2 separate regions of the Mus musculus genome follow, and region 2 is linked to region 1. Evidence: chromatin contacts called from ENCODE Hi-C or POLR2A ChIA-PET data. All regions are on one chromosome and are shown on one strand. The core of a region is the stretch at or near the end of the contact, and the rest is flanking DNA. Distances in the headings are between cores, read along the strand shown. Region 1 holds the start of Haus8 (4HAUS augmin-like complex, subunit 8). Region 2 holds the start of Abhd8 (abhydrolase domain containing 8).

Region 1 (5,349 bases), core at 2,136-4,635:
AAGGACCCTGGCAGCCCTCACCTTGCACTCTCCTTCCCTTTGTCTTGGGAACAGCACAAGCACCAGCAGCTGCAGACTTCCTGCAAGAGAGGAGAGAGATGTGCAAAGACCAGAGCTGCCTGCCTCCTGCTGACAGTGGGAGCTGGGTGAGGGCTGCTCCCAGGACAGGCTCCACAGGAAGAATACCACCTTTCTCACACCCTAGTGGGAGTCAGAACAATGGCTACGGGCTTCCCTCACTCCTCAGAAGCCTCTGTGTGACTCAGAGCCTCATAGGACAGAGCGGGACCAGAGCTTACCCCTGTCTTATCAGGCTGATGTGACAACAGCCAGACAGGTATGAGGGCTTAGGGATGGGACAGGAGACTTGACAAGGCCACATGCGGCACAGGGGCTAGGTGGATGATGGAAGGAAAGCAAGAGGGAAAGACCTGGAACATTCTGAATCTGTTCTCTTAGCTCCAATTGTAGGGATGAGGTGGCAGGGTGGGGGCAGGAGACTATGACACGTACTTCTCTGCAAAGGGTCAGCTTTCTAGGCTGCCCAGTCACTATAACCAACAACTATTAAACTTTGCCATTCTAGTACTGAGGCTGACAGAATGGGTGGACCATGTGGCAACAAAACTTTACTGACTTAGCAACATCTGGGATCACACAATGTTCATATGTCACAGAATAGTTATACATTTTTTAAACAAATGGATTTTTTTAAAAAAAGATGTATTTACTACTTTATATATGTGAGTACAATGTCACTGTCTTCAGACACAGCAGAAGAGAACATCAGATCCCATTACAGATGGTTGTGAGCCACCATGTGGTTGCTGGGAATTGAACTTAGAACCTCTGGAAGAGCAGTCAGTGCTGTTAACCTCTGAGCCATCTCTCCAGCCCACAAATGAATTTTTTAAAAGGTTTATTTTATGCATATGAATGAGTCCACTGTACCTGTCTTCAGATGCACCAGTAGAGGCATCAGATCCTATTAGAGATGGTTGTGAACCACCATGTGGTTGCTGGGAATTGAACTCAGGTTCTCTGGAAGAACAGTCAGTGCTCTTAACCGCTGAGCCATCTCTTCAGTCCCCAAATAGTTGTATTTTCAAATCTTTTGTTTTTATTACTTTATTTCATGTAAGTCTGAATGGTGTTTGTATGAGTACAGGTGCTTCTGTGCCACTGTGTGTACCATGGTGCCTGTGTAAAGGTCAGGGACAACCTCAGCGAAGGTTCTCACCTTCTACCTTTCTTAGCCATGGCTCTGTTTGCCCTGCTAGCTCTGCCTCCTACTCCTAGAGACTGTGCTGCTTTAGCCTCCCATCTCCCTGTGGGAAGTGCTGGATTACAGACAGACACTACTGCATCCAGTCTTTATGTGGCTTCTGGGGACCTAAACTCAGGTTGTTGGGATTGTTCAGAGAGCAAATAAATCTCACTTCACAGCCCTGGCTGTGCCAGACAGCTCATAGGTTAAGAGTGTCTGCTGCTCTTACAGAGGACTTGAGTTCAGTCTCCAGCACCCAGGTGAGGTGGCTCACAACCACCTGTAACTCCAGCTCCAGGGGATCCCAACCTCTTCTGGACACACCTGCAAGTCAAAAGCAGGGCTGGGAGCTGGGGGCTTCTCCCTGCTCTGGGGGCAAATCATGGGCCTATGGGAGAACATGGGGCCCTGTAGTTCTACAAAGTGCAGGTGCATCTGTTGTCCCTCATGGTGCCCCAAAGCCTGCCCACCACTCACAGAGGCTTCAGTAACATGGCCTTGTCCTGTCCTGTGCCCACTGTGCATCCCTACTCTCTACCCCCTGCCTTTCAGGGCTGGGAGTCTCAGGTGTAGGAGGCTCCTACCATAGGCCTCTTCTCTTAGCATTTCAGCATTTTACATTTTATGTAGTTTGTAGTGCTCGTGTGCCATGATGTGCACATGGAGGGCAGAGGACAAAATGCGTAGTCAATTGTCTTAGTCAGGGTTTCTATTCCTGCACAAACATCATGACCAAGAAGCAAGTTGGGGAGGAAAGGGTTTATTCAGCTTACTCTTCCACATTGCTGTTCATCACCAAAGGAAGTCAGGACTGGAACTCAAGCAGGTCAGGAAGCAGGAACTGATGCAGAGGCCACGGAGGGATGTTCCTTACTGGCTTGCTTCCCCTGGCTTGCTCAGCCTGCTCTCTTATAGAACCCAAGACTACCATCCCAGAGATGGCACCACCCACAAGGGGACCTCCTCCCTTGACCCTAATTGAGAAAATGCCTTACAGCTGGATCTCATGGAGGCATTTCCCTAACTGAAGCTCCTTTCTCTGTGATAACTCCAGCCTGTGTCAAGTTGACACAAAACTGGCCAGTACATCAGTTATCTACTTTCACCATATGAAACCCATGGATCAAAATAAGATCATGAGGCTTGGTGGCAAGAGCCTTTGTTTCACCCACTTGACCTTCACAGAGTGTCCTTTGCTGTATACAGTCACAATAGCCCGTGACCCTCATCCTTCAGACTCTTAAGCAAACACCCATGGGTGTAGTGAGTCAGGGCTAAAGGGGAGTGCGACAAGCAACCCTAGAGCTCCTGAGGCCTAGGAAAAGGTCTGTGCTGGGACTAAAGTCGTGCTACCATGTAGGGTCACGTTTTTCCTTTAAAAAAAGGAAGGCTAGGTGGTGGTGGCACATGCCTTTGAACCCAGCACTTGGCAGGCAGATTTCTGTGAATTCAAGGCCAGACTGGTCTACAGAGCTCCGGATCAGCTACACACATACACACACACACACACACACACACACACACACACACACACACAAAACAAAAAACAAAAAACACCACTGTCTCCAAGGGGAAAAAGAGAGAATGTCCACCAAAGTCCACGCACAACCCCAATTCTGAACTGCATCTGGGACCCCAGCTCCCCAGCACGCACCGAAGCGGCTCAGAGCCTGGGCTTCTGGTCTGGGAGAGATTCGGGCATTGGCTCATAAGATCCCAGTTCTCCAGCTCCGCTGCCTGTGAGCCCAGGATCTGGTCTTTGGCCAACCCACAGGAGCCCCTAAATTCCGCCCTTCTGAGATCCCAACTCACCCTGCGTCCCGTTCTGAGGAATCCGCCATTCTCCCGCCTTCCACTCAAAGGCAAGCGTCTCAGGGTCCCGCCCGCTAGGAGGCAGGGAGTAGTGCTGGAAGCCGGAGGGTGCTCTCTTCACGCGAGCCGCGGGGCGGGCTCCAAGCTTGCTACAGTTCGTTCAGCCTGGCCAAGAGCGCCGAAAAAGGGCGTGGCTCCAAGGTGTCCCTCAGACGTGTGGGCTTCCGGCACCAACCTGAGCGGGCTAAAATACTGCTGGGGAGGGGCGTGACTATCATAGCGCCCGCCCCTCTCAGCTGTGGAACACTTAGCATCTGGAATGCACCAACCGCAGAGGGCGTTCGCTGCGCGCCTTTAGATGGGGCGGGACCTCGAGTCGCCCCGCCTCTCCGACGAGTTGGCGCCCGCCCACTCAGCGCCTCCGGAACCCGGAAGTGAAATCGCACGGTGCAGCGGCGGGCGAGGCTGGTCGCTTCGGGGCGGGGCGGCCGGGAGCAGCGGGCAGGCTGGCCGGGGACCGGTGGCGCGCAGCGGCCCGAGGTCCAGGTAAGTTCTCGCGGCGGCCGTGAGTGGAGACCCGAGCCGGGGTTGTGCACCGGGTTGCTCCTGAAGTCGTGGGACGTGAGGGCAGGATGCGGCCTGGGGGACGCGTGGACGCTGAGGGGGTTGAGACTGGCGGGCTTACCGCGTCTTTCAGCGGCGGCTGAGGAGAGGACGTGGCTAAGGTGGCATCTGGGGGGATCTCAGGAAACGGGGGAGGCCAGGAAGGCGGAGCCGAGGGGCCGTGCTAGGGAAAGGGACTTCTGCACTCGCGGTCTGAGCCCTAGGGTGTCAGAGAGGCGCCGGGCTCTCAGAGAATGGGAAACGGTCTGTGGCAACCCACTGTTGGGGCTGGAACGTCTAAAAGAGTGGGCCTGGAAAGACACGCAAAAACAGTTCCTCAGAGGGCCGGAGGAGTGGAGAGGAGGAGGAAAGGGAGATGACGGGGTGCAGCCTCTGGAGACTCGCCCCCGCCTTCCCCTCTTGATTCATCTTCTTCCTGACTTCACTCCCGGACAGCTGGGTGATCCGCCAGGGCGAGTCCCAGCGCCCTCTGGGTTCTCTCTCTGCTTTGATAGGCACATCACTTTCTGCTCAAGAAAAGAGTAGCTGGACTCTAGAGGAGGTTGCGGGGTGGGGGTGGGGTTCTGACACCCGAACTGCGTTTCAGAAGAAAGGGAGCCGGTAGGGTGGAAGCCACTCTCTCAAGAGAGTCACATCCTTGGACTTAAACGTTTTTTTGTTTTTTGTTTTTTGTTTTTAAATGACTTACAGGAAATGTATACCTCAGCGGTGGCAGAGATCTCAGCCCCGTGGAGTCACAGCTGCCAACAAACCCTCCCTTCTTTTTCTAGGGACCCTAACTCCCAAGGCTTTATAGGGGAGTCCTTTTGTGCCTCTTTGGCTCATTTTCCAGCACTTTAAGACATCCACCTAGCAGCCCCTCAGGTTGTATCTCCTTACCTTGTTGGGTATTGTCTAGTCTTTGAGACTTCAGTATCTTAAGGTGTCAAGGAATGGCTGGAGGTGGCATGAGCAACTATAAAGTTATTGTCACCGGCCTCTCTGCTCCTACAAGGCCTTGGAGCTGCCTGGTTTTGATTGGCATCACTTTCTCCCCCCCCCCCCTTACCAGTATTCCCTGTCTGCTGTGTGCTTGCTGAAAGGAGGCCAGGTTTAGAGCTCCATTTGGTACAGGAATCTGGATATAAAGGAAGCCTTAGAGACATGACTGCCCCATTCACTTCAAGAATGTTCTGGAAGAAATCTTTCAACTTAGCTTGCCCAAGGGCACACGGTGCAAGTCATGCCCCTTGGAATATCGAAGACTTTTTGGTCCTGAGACCCCAGGAAGGACATGAACTTTCCTATGCATGACACACTTTTTCTCCTGCTTACTTGGAGCTGTGACTCAGTGGAGGTCTCCTGGAAGAAGCAAGCGCCTTGTTTGGGGTCTGGCCTGGGGCAAGACTCTGCCTATTTCTCCTTTGGATTGGCCTGTGTCAGCCTTTTTCCAGAGCTAACCCCACTTATTAACTTTCATGTTTCTGGTACACACCCTTTGGTTTTATGCAGCTCCAACTTTCTGTCTCTTGCCCTGCAAATGCTGGGGACGGAACTTAGAACCTTGTGCTTGCTTACTGGGTAAGTGTTCCACCATAGAGCCACACCTCCAGTCAGGTGTCCAGGATGCTACCTGCATGAAGCACAATGCTCTGGCTTTGACCTCC
Region 2 (5,349 bases), core at 1,590-4,089, 190 kb after region 1:
TGGTGATGACACACTTGCTACCACAGGTGACCAGATACTAATGACTAGGTCAGAGCTCTAGTGTCAAGCTACTCCCAGCCCCTCACTGAAGGATTCTAGGCAGGGCTCCACACTGAGCCACGCCTCCTGTCCTTCACTAAAGGATTCTAGGCAAGGTTTCACCCTGACTATGCCTCCAGCTCCCTCAGTGGGGCTTTGAGCCACACGCCCAGCCCAATCTCATTTTCCAAGTAAAGAAGTTGTTGCGTGGGGTAGCATAGAAGGCTTTTATTCTAGTCTTTGGGATGTAAATGCAGGAGGACCAGGTGTTCAAGTTCAGCCTCAGCTACATAATGATTTTTGAGGCTAGCCTGGGGTACACAAAGCCCTGTCTCAACCTAGCTCCAGGGGGAAGGGAATGGTTTGTGAGCATCCCACTCGGATCTTACCCGTAAGAATGGCCGATGAGCACATTGCGCTTCTTGGCATAGCGTGTGAAGATGGCCCTCATATCCTCTGCCAATGCGTAAAAGGTGTAGGCAGCTGCCACCTGCGGCGCAGAGCTGGCTCCATGGCCCGCCAGGTCAGGTGCCACCACCTCATAGCCGAGTCGCACAAAGAAGTCTAGCTGCTCCTTCCAGATGGCGAGTGAGCCACCGACTCCGTGAATGAAGAACAGCACCACATCAGCCTGCGCACCCTTGCAGCTGGTGATGCGCTGCTCACAGTCGATGTGGATGGTCCTCTTCGGACGCCGTGGGCGGCGCCGTCGCCCGCTGCCTGGGTTGGCCCGGGTGTCTCCTCCTGCGGGCTCAGCCAGCTCAACCTCGAGTGCAGCAGGCGGGTCCCCGGAGCCACTGCGGCCTTGCAGGTCGGCACGAGGCGCTCGGCCCAGGTTCTCCACCACCAGCCTCCCGTTGCGGTACACTGTGATACGGCGCTGGCAGCGCACAAGGCCCGTCTTGACCCCTGGATCATCTTCAGGAGGTGGTGGTGGCGGCGTGGGGATGGGCGCGGGCCCCGCATGCTTTACCCGCAGCACCCGGCCTGGCTTGACCTCCACGAATGTGTAGCCGTCACTGGACTCGACACTCTCCAGTGGCCGCACGGCGTTAGGGGGAGTCCCCAGCAGGCAGCAGAAAAAGCCATCTGTCACCCCAGTCAGCATGGTGTGTTCTGGAGAGAGGAACAGTGGCTAGCTCAGTGTTGGTGGCTCTGGTCTTGCATCGGGTAAGCAGGACCTGGAAGCCCCTTCCAGGTTTCCCCAGACACCCCAATGCCAGACAAGTTCTCAGGGTGTCCCTTAGTACAATACTGAAGAGAGCATGGGGGAGGGGGGCTTCCAGAAGGAGAAAACATTAAAGCAAGAGCCCATTGCAAGGAGACCCTTGCCCCACCAGCTGGAGTTTATCATTTATTCACAAATCCGTATCTTTATGTACAAATTCATCCACACACTGATTTATGCAAGCATGGATGCAAGCTGGTTTGCATGCTTACTTTTGAGAAAGAAACTCATGTAGCCCAGGCTGGCTTGGAAATCCTCATGCTGCCCAGACTGACCTTGCTCTGCCTTCCACCTCCGGAGTTGTAGCAGGTTGAGCATACAGGTGTTCCTAAGACCAAAGGGAACCTCGAACTCCCACAGTCCTCCTGCCTCTACCTTCCCAAGTGTTGGGGTGACAGATGTGCATCAACATGATGCCATTGGTTTGTTTTTGAAACAAGGTCTCATTCTGTCGTCCTGGGCTGTACACTGGTCTCAAACTCCTTGCAATCCTCCTGCCTCCACCTCTGCCAGTACTAGAATGACTAGTGTGAACCCCGATCACTGCCAACCTTTTACACGGGGTTTCATTCTGTAGTCCATGCTGGCCTCAACCTTGTGCCCAAGCTCCTGGGTGGTGAGATGACAGCCCATAAAGCCTGGCTCTTATTCTAAAATGTCAAAGTTCTTAGCTCAGGCCTCTAGTGTTAATCTGACTAGTGACGAATGAGGCGGGGGAAGGATGTTGGCCACTAGAACTCGGGTTGTATCCGGCTCCAGGTTCAGAAGAGAGCTAGAGCTGACTTGCACAGTATCGAGAACTGATGGAGGTTGCTGCCCTCAGCATCCTGTGTTCAAAGGGTACACAACCCTAGTGGCAGCCAGGAAGATAAAGGCAGAACCTGACTGGGGGCTCTGGGCCTCCATCCGGTTCCCTTGGCCACCCCCCCCGGTGTCCATGACAACCACAGGCGGTTACATAACTCCAGGGGATACCGGAGCAGCACACCCCCATTGTCTGAGGCATAGGGATGGGGCCAGCTTCGTTTTTCCATCACGGCCTGGGCGCCGCTGGAGTGATGGTCATTAAATACCCCGCTCGTGATAGCCCCGGATGCACTTGAGGGGAAAGCAGGCCTTGCTCCTCATTTCTAAGGCTGTGGAACCCCGACTGTGGCGGCTTCTCTAAAGCGCAGCGCCAGTCCTGTTTCCCAGCCCGACCCGCTTTTCCCTGGAGTTCGTCACCCCCGCGGTGGGGTCAAGGCTACCGGGGTTCCGCAGCATCCTAGCAGTACGAATGCGGAGCTTGGCGGTTATCCACCCCCGGCAGCGACACCCCCCACCCCTCAGTGGAGGCCTGGCAGCCTGGTGACTCCTCTCTCGGGGAACAGAGCCAGCTCACCTGAGGTCATCGAGGGGCCCGGGGCCCGAGGCAGGACGCAGGGGTCCCGGGCGGAGAAGCCAGCGTCCACCTGCAGGTGCCGCTTACATGGTGGTGCGGGGTTGGCCGCATTAGCGCGGACAGGCGCGGGCCCGGACGGTCAACGCAGGGGCATCCCGCAGCCGCGTAGCAAACCGGCCCTGTAAGTCCCACCCAGCGTGGGCGGGGCCTGGAGCAGATGGGCAGGCATCTCGGCCTATGGCAGCGGCGAGCCGTCTGGCCTAGATAACCGTCCAACCAGAGGCTTCTCTTCCCAGGATCAGCGCGCGGTCTGCAAGCAGCAGCCCCACCCCTGTGAAGAGTTTGGGGGGAATGAGGGAGGGATGGGCTAGAGCCTGGACCGAGAAGGGCTTGCAGTCGAGGGACAGCGAGTAGCTTGGGGGTGTGGTGGATGTGCTCTGTCTGGGACAGGGTCTCCTCAGCCAGCTTCTGCCTCCCGCAAGGCGGTATGCCCTCTGTCTCTTGACCTTCTCGTTCTGCACACTTCCAAATCTCTACACTTTCAGGTCGGGAAACAGACAAAACATCAAGGCAGGCATTTGAACCAGAGGCTGTGTCAGAAGTGTCAGAGCTGCTGCAGAACTAGCGAATGGGAATTGCATCCTAGTGATGGGGTCTCTGCTACACCAAGACTGAGCCCCAGGCTAACCTTCCCACCCTGGCGCGCTGTTCGCTCATGGGCTCAAGGTGCAGCCCAAACACTTGTCGCCATCCCTTCTACACACCTTCTACATACAATAAGTACTCAACACATCGCCTCAATTATTTGTAGGCACAACTAGCCATTTTACCATTTAGTTCATGGTAAGGACCATGAACTTCAGAAATGCTGGTGTGTACGGCTTCCTGTGGCTGCTGGCACGGCTGTCTGGACATCTTCTTTAAACAGTGGAGAGCTATGGAAGGTGTGTGAACAGGAGTCCAGATCTGAGCTGCGGGAAGAAAATTCCCCCAGGCCAGCCTGAAGGATTAAACTAACCAGAGCAAATTCACAACGCACGAGTTTTCGAGATTATGAAGAGCTGGAACTCAAGGACATCCGGGCCGCGCGCCAAGAGAAGTCTTGGCTGCGGGCGCCAAGAAGCTGCCAGCCCGCTGCGTGCCAGCTGCCCGTCTTCAATGAGGGCGGGTGAAAAGGCCAGCAGCCAGTTCTCCAGACTGCTGCCAGAGTCGTCACCACCACTCTGGGGCGCCCTCTACCAGTGGCCGAGGCGAAGAACTACAACTCCCAGAAGGCCAGGGGGACAGAATGTCATACGCACACGCAGGAGTTTACATTCGTTCGCCCTCTCCTGGTCATTTTGGAGAACTACATGCCACTGAGGACAGACATCCCCCAACCCCCACCCCACTATCGTCACCTGCAGGTGTGGAACTACAGCTCCCGGAAGGCCCCGCGGCAACAAGAACTACATTTCCCAGAAGGCATTGTCAAGGAGCCCAGAGTGTAGGAACTGGCATTGACCCGGACGACCGGACCATTGACCCGCCGCTGGATATGGCTTTCCTAGCCCGGTGCTTTGGGTGCCAGGCCTGCAGATCGGTGGCCCTATTGAGTGGCAGGTGAGTGTTCAGAGATACCCTGCTCCAGAATGGAAACAAGGGTGGTCTCTATAGACTACCATGCGTACTTATGTAGCGCCTTTTGTAAACAAGCTCTTTTGTTGCCCTGCCCATTACAAAGGCGGCTCAGAAAGTCATACAGCGTACATTCTCTGAGATTCACGGTTCCTCTGGTCCCACAGGTATCTCCAGTCCAGAGTCTGGATGGGGCTCCCGGACTCCTGGCCTCTCCTCTCCCTGCAGCAGGCTCGCGGCCGCGCGCGCGGAAACGAGTATCAGCCGAGCAACATCAAGCGCAAGCACAAGCACGGCTGGGTCCGTCGGCTGAGCACGCCTGCCGGCGTGCAGGTCATCCTCCGTCGCATGCTGAAGGGCCGCAAGTCCCTGAGCCACTGAGGAGCGCAACGTCGCAGGGAATAGACTCAGACGCCGGTAGAGTTGCCCGAGGGCGAGAAGTTGGGGCAAGCTGAAAGTGGGGGTCTGTCCCTTCGTAGGTTTTTAGACGCATCCCCCGTCGACGGCTGCTTACCAACCACCAGCACCTGCGATACCTCATCCATTTCTGTGAATATATTTGAAGGCATCTTTGCAAGACGGGGTCATTAAAACACAGACACCACCCCTACGTTTCCAGCCATTCCAAAGTATTACCGACTTAATAAATATTCACGTTTCTTGAACCACTACGTATGTATTAACTTACAGTTCTGGAAGACTGGTCGGGGTTAGGGATCTTGGGGCTTCTGCTTGACCCCAGGACTCCAACAGGGCTTTTAGTTCATAGGTTCTGTGTCCCCATACAGGAAAGTATTCTCTCTCAGTTCCTGTGGCCTCTATGTTTCTATTTCAGATCTGACCCCCATGTGCTCCAACACCCCAGCTCTAAATCCACGTGACCCATCAGACAACGGGTCCCTTCATGACAAGGCAGGGGCTGCTGACATAACTCAGCAGGTAAAGGCGTTTGCTAAATAATGCTTCAGGACCTAAGTTCAATCCCAGGAATGCACACCATAAAAGGAGAGGACAGTCAGTTACTAACTACAGACGAGACATCGGGCCAAATCGGAAGCCAGCACCACTCTTAAATCACCCAGTG

Evidence for each region. Hi-C counts contacts between places; a loop is a spot of excess contacts on that map. ChIA-PET counts read pairs that join two places held with the same protein, here RNA polymerase II (POLR2A).
Region 2: a loop to region 1 is called in a map of heart, with 3 times the contacts of the local background. The contact joins the promoter of Abhd8 here to the promoter of Haus8 in region 1. A Hi-C loop is called at or near these places in 1 of 37 maps with a recorded cell type or tissue (heart). POLR2A ChIA-PET finds 5 or more read pairs at or near these places in 1 of 5 experiments (embryonic stem cell).

Annotation. Positions count from the first base shown.
Region 1 is chr8:71,269,205-71,274,553 of GRCm38, forward strand. Haus8 (4HAUS augmin-like complex, subunit 8) reads right to left here and starts at 3,386. Exons shown (of 11, transcript NM_001163042.1): 1 at 3,080-3,386; 2 at 22-80. The coding sequence starts at 3,108. It overlaps Myo9b (myosin IXb), which reads left to right and starts at 3,510. Exons shown (of 40, transcript NM_001142322.1): 1 at 3,510-3,625.
Region 2 is chr8:71,460,818-71,466,166 of GRCm38, forward strand. Abhd8 (abhydrolase domain containing 8) reads right to left here and starts at 2,840. Exons shown (of 5, transcript NM_022419.3): 1 at 2,649-2,840; 2 at 429-1,155. The coding sequence starts at 2,658. Mrpl34 (mitochondrial ribosomal protein L34) reads left to right here and starts at 4,109. Exons shown (of 2, transcript NM_053162.2): 1 at 4,109-4,250; 2 at 4,433-4,936. The coding sequence starts at 4,186. The coding sequence ends at 4,646.